Linked DNA regions of Homo sapiens: region 2 is linked to region 1. A link is a loop called in an ENCODE intact Hi-C map of the cell type or tissue named here. Cell type or tissue: endothelial cell of umbilical vein. All regions are shown on one strand. Each heading gives the region's core, and the rest is flanking DNA. Links, peaks and the distances in the headings are about the cores only.

Region 1 (5,391 bases), core at 213-5,212:
AAATGACTTGACATAATTTTAGGAAGATCACTATGACTATCTTGGGGAGAATAGATTGTGGATTGTAAGGATTCAAAAATCCAAGCAAGGACAAGATCTGGATGTCTCATAATAGTCCAGGAGAGACATAATGGTGTCTTGACCTAGGGTGGTGATGGGGAGAGGTTGACAGAATCAGGATATATTTCAGACTTACATGTGGATAGGATATGATGGGAGGAGAAAAAAATCATGGAAACATTTTAGAATATGAACTTAAATAACTGAATAGGGAGTGGCGCCATCAATGACAATGGAGATGATTTTGGTGGGGGAATCAAAAATTTGTGTTGAGGCAGGAAAAGTTTGAGATGCCAAGTGGAAACGCCAAGTGACAGCTCAGATAAAAGCCAAGGTCAAGTTATTGACATGTAGATGTATGTAAAGCCACGAAAATGATAATTATCTTCAAATGCTTGCTGCAAAAGGAATTAGATATATTTGTAGTTGCTTGTGGCAATGATACCCAGACATTGGTTGCTTGATAAAGCATTTTGAAATTTTAGATGTCCTGGTTTCATTCCAAGCTTTTATGACTCAGTAGATTTGGGATTTTTATTCATGGTTCAGTAAGTGGTGTGTGTGTGTGTGTGTGTGAGAGAGAGAGAGAGACAGTGAGAGAGAGAGACAGTGAGAGAGAGAGACAGTGAGAGAGAGAGAGAGAGAGAATCACTGTTTTACAGGGAAGATTCAGGATAAGTGAATAAAGTTAATATCCTCTGACCCTTTGGTGAGAATTGCAGGAGCAATTTTAGAATCCCTGCATTAATAGCAGAGAGCTTGAACTAAAATACACTTTGGATACCATTTCTTTGTCTTGGTTCTCCAGCTTAAAACACTATTTTGGCAATTACTCTGCAACTTATTCTATAGCATGCATGGCCACCCCCAGATACTCTGTATCCCTTTTGTACACCTTTTCCATAGGTAACATGATAGATTTATGCAAGAGTCCTAATGCGGAGTTAGCAAACTCTGTCGAAAGGATCAGAGAGTAAATATTTTAGGCTTTATGGGATATATGGTCTTGTCACAACTATTCAACTGTGCTCTCGTAGTGGAGAAAAAAGGCAATAAGTAAATGAATGAGCATGGCTATGTTCCAATAAAACTTTATTTAAAAGATCAGGCATGGACAAAGATTTGACCTGTAGGCCATAGTTGCCAACCCCAGATCTAATGTATGGTGCTGGGTATGAGAAAAGTGCCTAGCGGTAGCCCTTATGTACAGATGATCTCTAAAGCCTGGATTTAGTTGGAGCACTTTGCCAATGTTCTTGAACAAGTACTATATTTTATATGATTTTGACAACACAAAATAAGAAAGCAGGATTAGATAGGCAAGTTCAAATTGAGGATAAAAGCTGATATTGCTCTTTCTGCATATTATGAGCTGTGGATTAGCACTGTATTAGAAAAAAGTTTGAAACTGGGAGGTGATGTACTACTTAGACATGCTGCTCCTTAGTTATGTGGCTCAGGCAAGCTACTTATCTTTTTTAAGTCCAAGTATTTTTTTTCCATTAAGTCTACATAATAATATAACATATCTTACTGGCTTCTTGTGATGATAAATGATACAATAAGTGAAAGACACAACATAGTCCCTAACAGAGCAAATACTCTAAAGTCATAATTAGATGCAGATACAATTGTACACTTAAATATGGAAGGACATAATTATTGGTATATGAAGGGACATAGGAATAAATATAGACATGGATGAATGGTGAAATCATAAGCTAGCTCCTGGTCACTGCAAGTGTTCAAGTGGAGACTGAAGAGTCATTATTTACAAAAGAACAAGTTGTACCAGGAAATGCTCTGAGTTTCTAATTTTAAATTTGCAACGTAATGACAGAGTCAGGATGCTTACCCACTGTTGGATACTTTCAATTAAGTTTTCATGTCAGGGCTAGGTTGGATATTTTGCATCATATGGAGGCAACACTCTGCAGGAAGAAGCATGGACTTCAGCATCAAACACACATGAGCTTGAACTTTCAGCTCTACTATTCTACTATCTGTTGGCATTAAGCCTGTTGATTCACCTATTTTAATTATTCAAACGGGGTCAATATCCCTAAAAGGACTAAATTAGGTAATAAAGTAACTGGCACATAGTAGATAATGACACTTTCCTTCCCAGCATTTTTTTTTTTTATTCTGAATACCCCCTGTACACTCTAAATAAGGTTCTCACCTTAGGTTTTCCTCTTCATCCTTCCATTTTCTTCATCAGGAGCAAAATTAAGTTTCTATCAAGTGCTCACTGACATTACCCTGGCATCTGAACTATCCAATGTGACATACACAAAACTTTAATGTGTAGACATGCTAATCAGAAGGGAAATGTCAAATCTGCATACATTTCAAATGACCCAACAATATTTACCTTAGAGCTACGTCTCCTATTTTTCTGACAATTGCCTCATTGAGGAAGTGACTCATGCAGCATACCAAGCCCCATTCCATCTGAGAACTTTACCTCCGACTGGTTTGAAAGCATCAAAAAGATGAATGTCACTGCCTTGCAGTTAGTAAGGAGGCTAATTTGATTTGACAAATGATGCTGATTTTGAAGGGGTCACTAATCATTAGAACTACCGAGGACAAAGAGTGCCTTGAAGCTGGATAAAAATTGAATATTTAAACAGTTTGTTATGCAAATTTACTTTCTACCTGTCAGGAGTGTGTAAAGCACAGGGTTAGAGAGTTTGTGGTAAGGCCATCCCTAGGCTGATGACTTCTCTGCACAGTCTGTCCTCACCACCCAGAGGTCTAGTGGCCCAAAGCCCTTGGATCTGCAACTCCTGCTCACCCAGGTGGAGGGTGAGGTGAGCACAGCTCCACAAGGAGTTCAGAGCCTCCACTTCTCAATCTCTCACTATCCCTTCTCCATGGCCATCAAAAAAATGAAGAGTGAGCTGAGTTAAAATCCAGTTCACCCGAAATGCCAACTTCCAGATTAGCAAATAACCCCTCATGGCCCCAAAAGAGAGAAATCCGGAGCTTTATGAAGGCTACACTGACATTCTCAAGGAACCTCAGCATTTTGAAGCAACAGGGCCTCCTTCTTGTCTCTAGTATCTACAGAAAAGCCTTTGTCTCCATAGCTACTCATTCTCCATTTTAATTAGAGGCTTTATTTTGTTTTGTTTGTTTTGTTTTGAAGTTTTATTATAAGTTCAGGGGTACATGTGCAGGTTTGTTTTATAGGTAAACTTGCATCATGGGGGTTTGTTGTACAGATTATTTCATTACCGAGATATTAAGCCTAGTACTCATTAGTTATTTTTCCTTATCCTCTTCCTCCTCCCACCCTCCATCCTCAGGTAGGCCTCAGTGTGTGTCGTTTCCCTCTATATGTCCATGTGTTCTCATCATTTAGCTCCTACTTATAATTGAGAACATGTGGTATTTGGTTTTCTGTTTTGCATTAGTTTGCTGAAGATAATGGCCTCCAGCTCCATTCATGTCTCTGCAAAGGACATGAACTCATTTTTTTTTAATGGCTGCATAGTGTTCCATTAACATCCTCATTCCAACTGATCATTAGAGAAATTCAAATCAAAACCAAAATGAGACACCATCTCACATCAGTCAGAATGGCTATTATTAAAAAGTCAAAAAATAACTGATGCTGGTAAGGTTGTGGAGAAAGAGGAATGTTTATACACTGTTGGTAGGAGTGTAAATTACTTTAAGCATTTTAGAAGACAGTGTGGTAATTCCTCAAAGACCTAAAAACAGAAATGCCATTTGACCCAGCAATCCCATTACTGGGTATATACCCAAAGGAATACAAATTATTCTATTACAAAGACTCATGAATGCGTATATTCATTGCAACACTATTCACAATAGCAAAAGCAGGGAATCAACCTACATGCCCATCAGTGATAGACTGGATAAAGAAAATGTGGTTTCTTTTGTTTTTAATCAAAAGTATCCTCAAGGATATTTGCTTCCTCACATATGCCCCACACAGTGACTGCCCCTTTGTACTCACTCACTGAGAAAGTCCTTTGTCTTTTTTGGTCACACTGCAGCCCTCTGTCCACTCTGTACTCTGTGTGACGTGAGGGCAACATTCAGCCCCTTTTCATTTAGGTTTTCTCAAACATTGCCATGAAAATGAAAGGTTTGACCCCAAAGCCCAAACTTAGGTTTCCTGACATTGGGCAATATTCCTGTAACATTGCCTTGAGCATTTCCATATCTGTAGTAGGGCAGAGGTAACACATGTTAATCTCACTTCCCATATTGTGTTTCCTACACTCAATTTATGATCATTGAACTGGTTGTGGAGGGCCTTCTGAGCCATTGTGAGAAATGGAGCACTACCCTGAGTGAGATAGGAAGCCAAGGGAGAGTTCTGAGCAGTTTCTTATTTTAAAGCTTGTGGACAACACTATTTCTTCAGAGGGCCATTGTGAAATAATGTATGTAAAACACATAGCACAAGGCCTGTTACATAATTAGTACACAATAACTGTGCGCTGCTGCCTTTATGAACATTAAATTCATAGCCGCTTTACCTTGGCCTTTTTATTTTATTTTACTTTTTCTTTTGGTGTAAGGGAGGGTACATTATAAATTGAACAAATGTCCTTGCTCTTGTAAGACTGATATATATTTCTGAATAGTCTGACAAAAATCTAACAGTTCTAGACTACACATGCTTTTAGCAACTGAACCAAAGCCAGATTCTTGTTTTTAATATCTTCACTCTGGGAGCTAAAAGAACATCTTGTGACTAAAGGGAAGTTAAAGCCCAGTATGATTGGCCTTTGCCCGTTAATTCAATTAATAAATGTATATGGAACACACCTATAAGGTACAATGGCTTTGAAACCAAAAGTCCTGTTCAAACGTCAGCACTGCTTTTTATGTTATTGTGTCTGCGAACTTGTCACTAGATTTCTCCAAGTCTGTTTCCTCACCTTCAAAATGGGAACACTTTAAAAGAGGCTTCGTTGTAGGAATTTAAAAGACAAAAGAATATAGTATCTCTCAGTGGGCAAGATCAAAGATCATAGAATAATAATAATTTTTAAAGTGTGCCCATCATGTAGGTATCTCTAAATGAACAAATAAAATAATTTGAATCAAAGTTATGCTACCCTAAAAATTTTAATTTTGACAATTCAACATCTATTAGTATAATAACCCTGCTAATCCTTGCAGAGGATATAAACTTAAATAATGTCTGGCTTAGCTAGGGCATTTCAGGGCATGGTCGCAGCTCAGCAAAGCATGCTGTGTAATACATCAAGAGGTAACTCTAGGTTACGACCTCAGGTCTCATGGAGCTGGTATCTAAACCAATCCATCCCACAAGCCCATATT
Region 2 (5,391 bases), core at 195-5,194, 100 kb before region 1:
AATAGATAATGAGAGACTGAACTAAAGTAATGACAACAGGAATGCAGACGTGGGGACAGAAGAAGAGATAACTGGGGGTGAAGGAACTAACAGTATAAAGAGATTCCTCAAAATTGGTGCCTGGGTATTTAAATATAAGAAATAATTATTGCCAATTAAATTATTATTTTTCTTAATCTATCATTTATGGACATGTATATAAGCATATTTTTTATTAAAAATACATCCTGTGTCCAATCAACTACCCAAATATTAGATTACTGCTAAATAACAAACCAGCTCCAATACTTAATTGCCTAAAACTACAACCATTTTATCATATCTCATTATTCTGTGGGTTGACTGAACTCAGTTCAGCTAGACAGCTCTAATCACAAGATGTCGGCTTGAGCTGTAGTTATCTGGGTCTTGACTGGGCTGCAACATCCAAGATGGGTCACTCATGTCTGGTACTGCTGCTGGCTGTGAGCTGGGAGCTCAGCTGGAGATGTTGAAGGCAGCACCTCATTTTCTTTCACATGGCTTCCCCATGTTGTTTGAGCTACCACAAGAAAGGAAGTAGAATATGCTAGACCTCTTAAGTCCTGGGCTTGGACTTCCTTGGTTACCACTCTAAATACCTTCTCTTTGGCATGGCCAGTTTCAAGCATAGTCAAGATTCAAGGAGAAGGTAAATAAGTACCACCTCTTGATGTGAAGAGCAGCACACACACACATAAGGAGGGAAAGATTGTTTGGGGCCATCTTTGGGGACAGAGATTGGTTCTCAAATGATTCAAATTGAAGAAACTGGCTTGAAAATATTCTCCCTTTCTAATGACTAGGGATCCAAAGTCCACATCAAAATATAATTGGTCATTATCCACTTATATTCTTGGGCAATCTCCTCTAGTCCCATGTATCCACTATTTCCAATGCTCTGGTCATTGCTGAAATAGTATTTTCTCCTGAGATCTAGACTCTTATACACAATGGCTCTTTCAACTGGATCTTCCACAGACAGATCAAACTCTTCAATATGCCTAAACCAAAGTTATCCTCCTCCTCCTCTTCCATTCTGAACAACCCACCCCTGAAAGAATCCACTATGTTTTCCTCCTGGGTTTTTTGCCTTCATGCATGGTGCTTCTGTTCACCCTTCTGTCTGAGTCAGTGCTTCTCAAACTTTAATGTGCAAAGCGATCACCTAAGAATCCACTTAAAGTGCAAATTCTGATTTGGTACTTCTGGAGTGAGGCCCGGGATTCTACATTTTAACAGGTTTCCAGATCATGTCAATGCTGCTTGTCCATGAGGTGTAAATGTCAAAGTCACAGAATTTGAGTTTATGTAAAACATTGTTGCATCTCCCTTTTCTTTCAAACACCATCAGTCACCAAATCTTGTCAATTATTCCTTCTAAATTTATCTCAAATCTATTCCTTCCTGACTTCTCTAATCTCTTTTATCTAGTCTGGTCTGAGCAATTGCAGCGAGCTCCTCACTTAGCTATCTGGCCCCATCTCATCTATAATGTATCCTATAGAGTGTTTTCAAGACTATCTTTCTCATGCGAAAATATGATTATGCTACTAATTGTCTCTGCTTCACATTTTCCCATGCATCCTGCAGAGTAAGAAATAAACTCATCTGAATATCGTGCCCCTACTTTTGTGCTCAGCCTTGTGCCCTGCCACTCCTGCAACACTTCACTTTAACTTCCCCTTTCCCCCACCCCCAGCACATGTGCACACAACACACACACAGTCTGTGCCACAGAACACAGAGTGATCTTTCCTAATATCCTGGCCTTGCTACATGCTATTTCCCTACCTATAACGCAACTCATCCTTTAAATATCAATTAAAATATTCTCTACTTCAGGATGTCTTCTCTGACCCCCAGGGATAAGTTAAGAACTCTTTCTCCTAAATGCTCATTGCACTTTGTAAGTACCATCACTAAAAGCAATCTTTCTTGGTTGTTGTTTGTTTCCATGTTTCTTTTCCCACTAAGCCATATGACCTTTGAGAGCAAACCACAACTTCCCAACTTTGTATTCCTGATGACTAGCCCCAACTCAAAAATGATTATGATTGTACATAGTAATAAGTAAATTAAATAAGTGAATAAACATACATCAACATTTGATAATATCAGTAAAGTTAGATTTTAGTCCAACACAAAAAGGAATTTTATTGCAACTAAATCTTTTGTGTTCTTTGTGCAGTAATGTGCTTCCCTGCCAAGGGAAAAATAGGCAGTCATCATATAAAAGGAAATTCTAATTTGAATGTATATTTTAACTATATAACTTTTCAACTTCCTTCCAATTATGAGATTATATGATGTAAGATGAATTTGAGAAGGATGTTCATTTTTGAATGATTTCTAGACCATGTAATAATTTCCTTCTAAACTATTATAGGAAGGACTAGAGGAAATTCCAGATTTGTGACACATAGAGAGATAGCAGTTCTATCTCCCGTATTTTCAACTGTATGTTATTTAAAGTTCCTTGAAACAAATTTCAATTATCAACATTTCCCTGACATATCTTCCACTAAAACAAAAGTTTTCCAGCTCAGCAGAAAGACCCACATTCCTGTAGTTTCAGGAGGCAGGGTGATGTGGACTTGATTTTTACTTTTCTCATCAATTCTATTCTGTAAGTTTTGTAAGAATCTTTACTCTTCAAAACAGCTAAGAAGTTGTTGCCAGAAGGAAAAACAGAATTTATGAAATCACAGTCTCAAAGAACAGAAGATACTCTCAAGAGACACTTTTTTAATTTGGGTTATGACATTAAATCTATTATAATGACCACTTTTAGGCTCTTCTTCATAGGAAAAACTGCAGATTTCCTTCCAATTTGATATTTGAATAATTATTCATCAGTCATTAGGTTTAAAAACATCATGGCTAACTGAACTCTCTCAATTTATTTATTCAACAATTATACCAAAAAATTAAGTACTTAAAAATTTTACTTATTGTTTGATGTACATCATGAGGATATACAAACAAGACACAAGTCTTGCCAAGAAGAGATCAAAGCCAGTTTGTTAAATGGCAACTCAGGGACAACTACAAAGTCTTCTTATACTAGTTCACTAAGAGACTAAATCAATGAAAGGCTCTTTCACCACATTAATTTTTTTTTATTTTACTTTTGTCCTTGATCATTTAGATGATTGAATGTGCTTTCCCTTTATTGTGTGTCTGTGTGTATGTTATTTTAACCTCTGTCTAGTAGTGTGTATTAGTCAGTTCCCATGCTGCTAATAAAGACATACCTCAGACAGGGTAATTTATAAAGAAAAAGAGGTTTAATGGACTCACAGTTCCATGTGGCTGGGGAGGCCTCACAATCATAGCAGAAGGTGAAGGAGAAGCAAGACACATCTTACATGGCAGCAGGCAAGAGCGCATGTGCAGAGGAACTCCCGTTTATAAAACCATCATATCTAGTGAGACTTATTCACTATTACAAAAACAGTATGGGCAAAACCCGCCCCCACAATTCAATTACCTCCCACCAGGTCCCTCCCATGACACCTGGGGATTATGGGAGCTACAATTCAAGATGAGATTTGGGTGGGGACACAGCCAAATCATATCATGGTGTATAACTGCCCTCCCTATACCTTCATCTCCGGATTAGCCACAGAGATCTTTTGACAATTACTTTAAATGGAGTCTAGGAGAGTTTACCACAGACATGTTTTCTCCAGGGCAAATGCTAGACCAGGGGCAAACCAAACATACTGCAATAATTTGGTGAGTTAATTTTTGGTGAGTTTTGGAAAATTGAATTTTAAGAAGTTAACATTATAGCTATCATCAAGGATCTCACCATTTAGTCAAAAGAAACAAAGGAATAAACCAATAAGAACAACAGAAGCATGTTCCTCAAAGTGCCATCCCTGCATCATTATTCACAATAGCCAAGATATGGAAATTAAGTGTCTGTGTCTGTGAACAGATGAATGGATAAAGAAAATGCAACAGACAGACACACACGTACACACACACACACACACACAGAGAGAGAGAGAAATATTATTCAGCCTTAAAAATGAAATAAATTCCTACCATTTGTGAAAACATGGCTGAATCTGGAGGACATTATACTAAGTGAAATAAGCCAAACACAGGACTATAAACACTGCATGATCTTACTTATATGTGGAATCTAAGAAATTTGAACTTAGAGAGTAGAAGTGTGATTACCTAGGGTCACAGGGTGGGGAAACAGGAGAGATATTGGTGAAAGGATACAAACTTTACATATATAACATGGTGACTATAGTTAATAACATTGTCTTGTACCCTTGCAATTTGCTAAGAAAGTGGATCTTAAGTGTTCTCACCACACATATACATACACAAATGTAACTGTGAAGTAATAGATGTATTAATTAGCTTGATTATGATGATCATTTCACAATGTGTATTTACATCAAAGCCTCACTTTGTACACCTTAAATATATGCAACTTTTATTTGTCAATCATACTTTAATAAAGCTGAACAAAATAAAAATAATTTTAGATTTTTTAATTTAAAAAAAGTGTGGTCCCCTAACTAACAGTATTAGCATTCTTGGGCAGAGTGCAAATTCTAAAGGCCCACCTCAGATCTATTGAATCAGCAACTCTGAAAACAGGGTCCAACAATCTCTGGTTTAACAAATGTCCTCCAAGTTATTCTGATAATAGCCATGTTTGAGAACCCTTGTGATAAGGTTTGAGAAATGTTTTGGTAGAGGGACATTTCAGAGCACTGTATGGAGCCCAGGAGGGGCAATTAACCCAGCACTGAGAACTCAAGGCAGGCTTCACAGGAAAGGTTAGCACCTGACAATTTTTATCATTGAATTCACCTTCTTCTAGTCCCTTAAATTCTGCCAGGTTTGCTAGCAATAATACTATGTGATTTGAGTTTCTTCATAAGTTGCTTCTCTTGACTACTTTCTGGTGGCTTTAAGAATAATTTGAAACACAGGAAACATGAATTTAGTAGCAAAAAAAAAAAAAAAAAAGAGAAAAATGGAGCTGATGTAGACCGTATTGGAATAACCAATGTTTCTTTAATGCCACAAATGCAAAAAGCTTAGGCTTTGGGACCAATTAACCCTGAGTTAAACTTGTCAGATATGGAAAATAAAAACATAACATGTACATGTCCAGTTACATCTAGATGTCAGGAAAAAATGAATAGTTTTTAGTATAAATATGTGCCATGCAATAATTTGGATTTACTTATACTAAAAAATTATTCTTTTTTTTTACCTGAAATTCAAAACTGGGTGTTTTATATTTTATCTGGTAACCCTATCCTGGATTCAAGTCAGGAACCACTATTCATGTTTTACTTTAAATTGGAATTAATAACAATAACAGAAGATATT

Evidence for each region. Peaks named below come from ENCODE experiments on the same cell type or tissue, not always from the same donor. Only the 100,000 strongest peaks of a DNase experiment are listed, where the experiment ranks them.
Region 2: a loop joins it to region 1, with 8 times the contacts of the local background. A loop is called at or near these places in 1 of 110 quality-filtered maps.

What each region holds. Positions count from the first base shown.
Region 1 is chr1:60,571,423-60,576,813 of GRCh38, forward strand. All of the region lies in intron 4 of LINC01748 (long intergenic non-protein coding RNA 1748), which reads right to left. Among named protein-coding and RNA genes, the nearest start is that of LINC01748, 49 kb to the right of the region's middle. In endothelial cell of umbilical vein, for the core only: no CTCF peak of the experiment used is centred there; a DNase peak (open chromatin) is centred at 2,449; H3K27ac peaks cover 1,347 bases.
Region 2 is chr1:60,467,986-60,473,376 of GRCh38, forward strand. No RefSeq gene overlaps it. Among named protein-coding and RNA genes, the nearest start is that of LINC01748, 150 kb to the right of the region's middle. In endothelial cell of umbilical vein, for the core only: no CTCF peak of the experiment used is centred there; DNase peaks (open chromatin) are centred at 2,566 and 3,056; H3K27ac peaks cover 2,028 bases.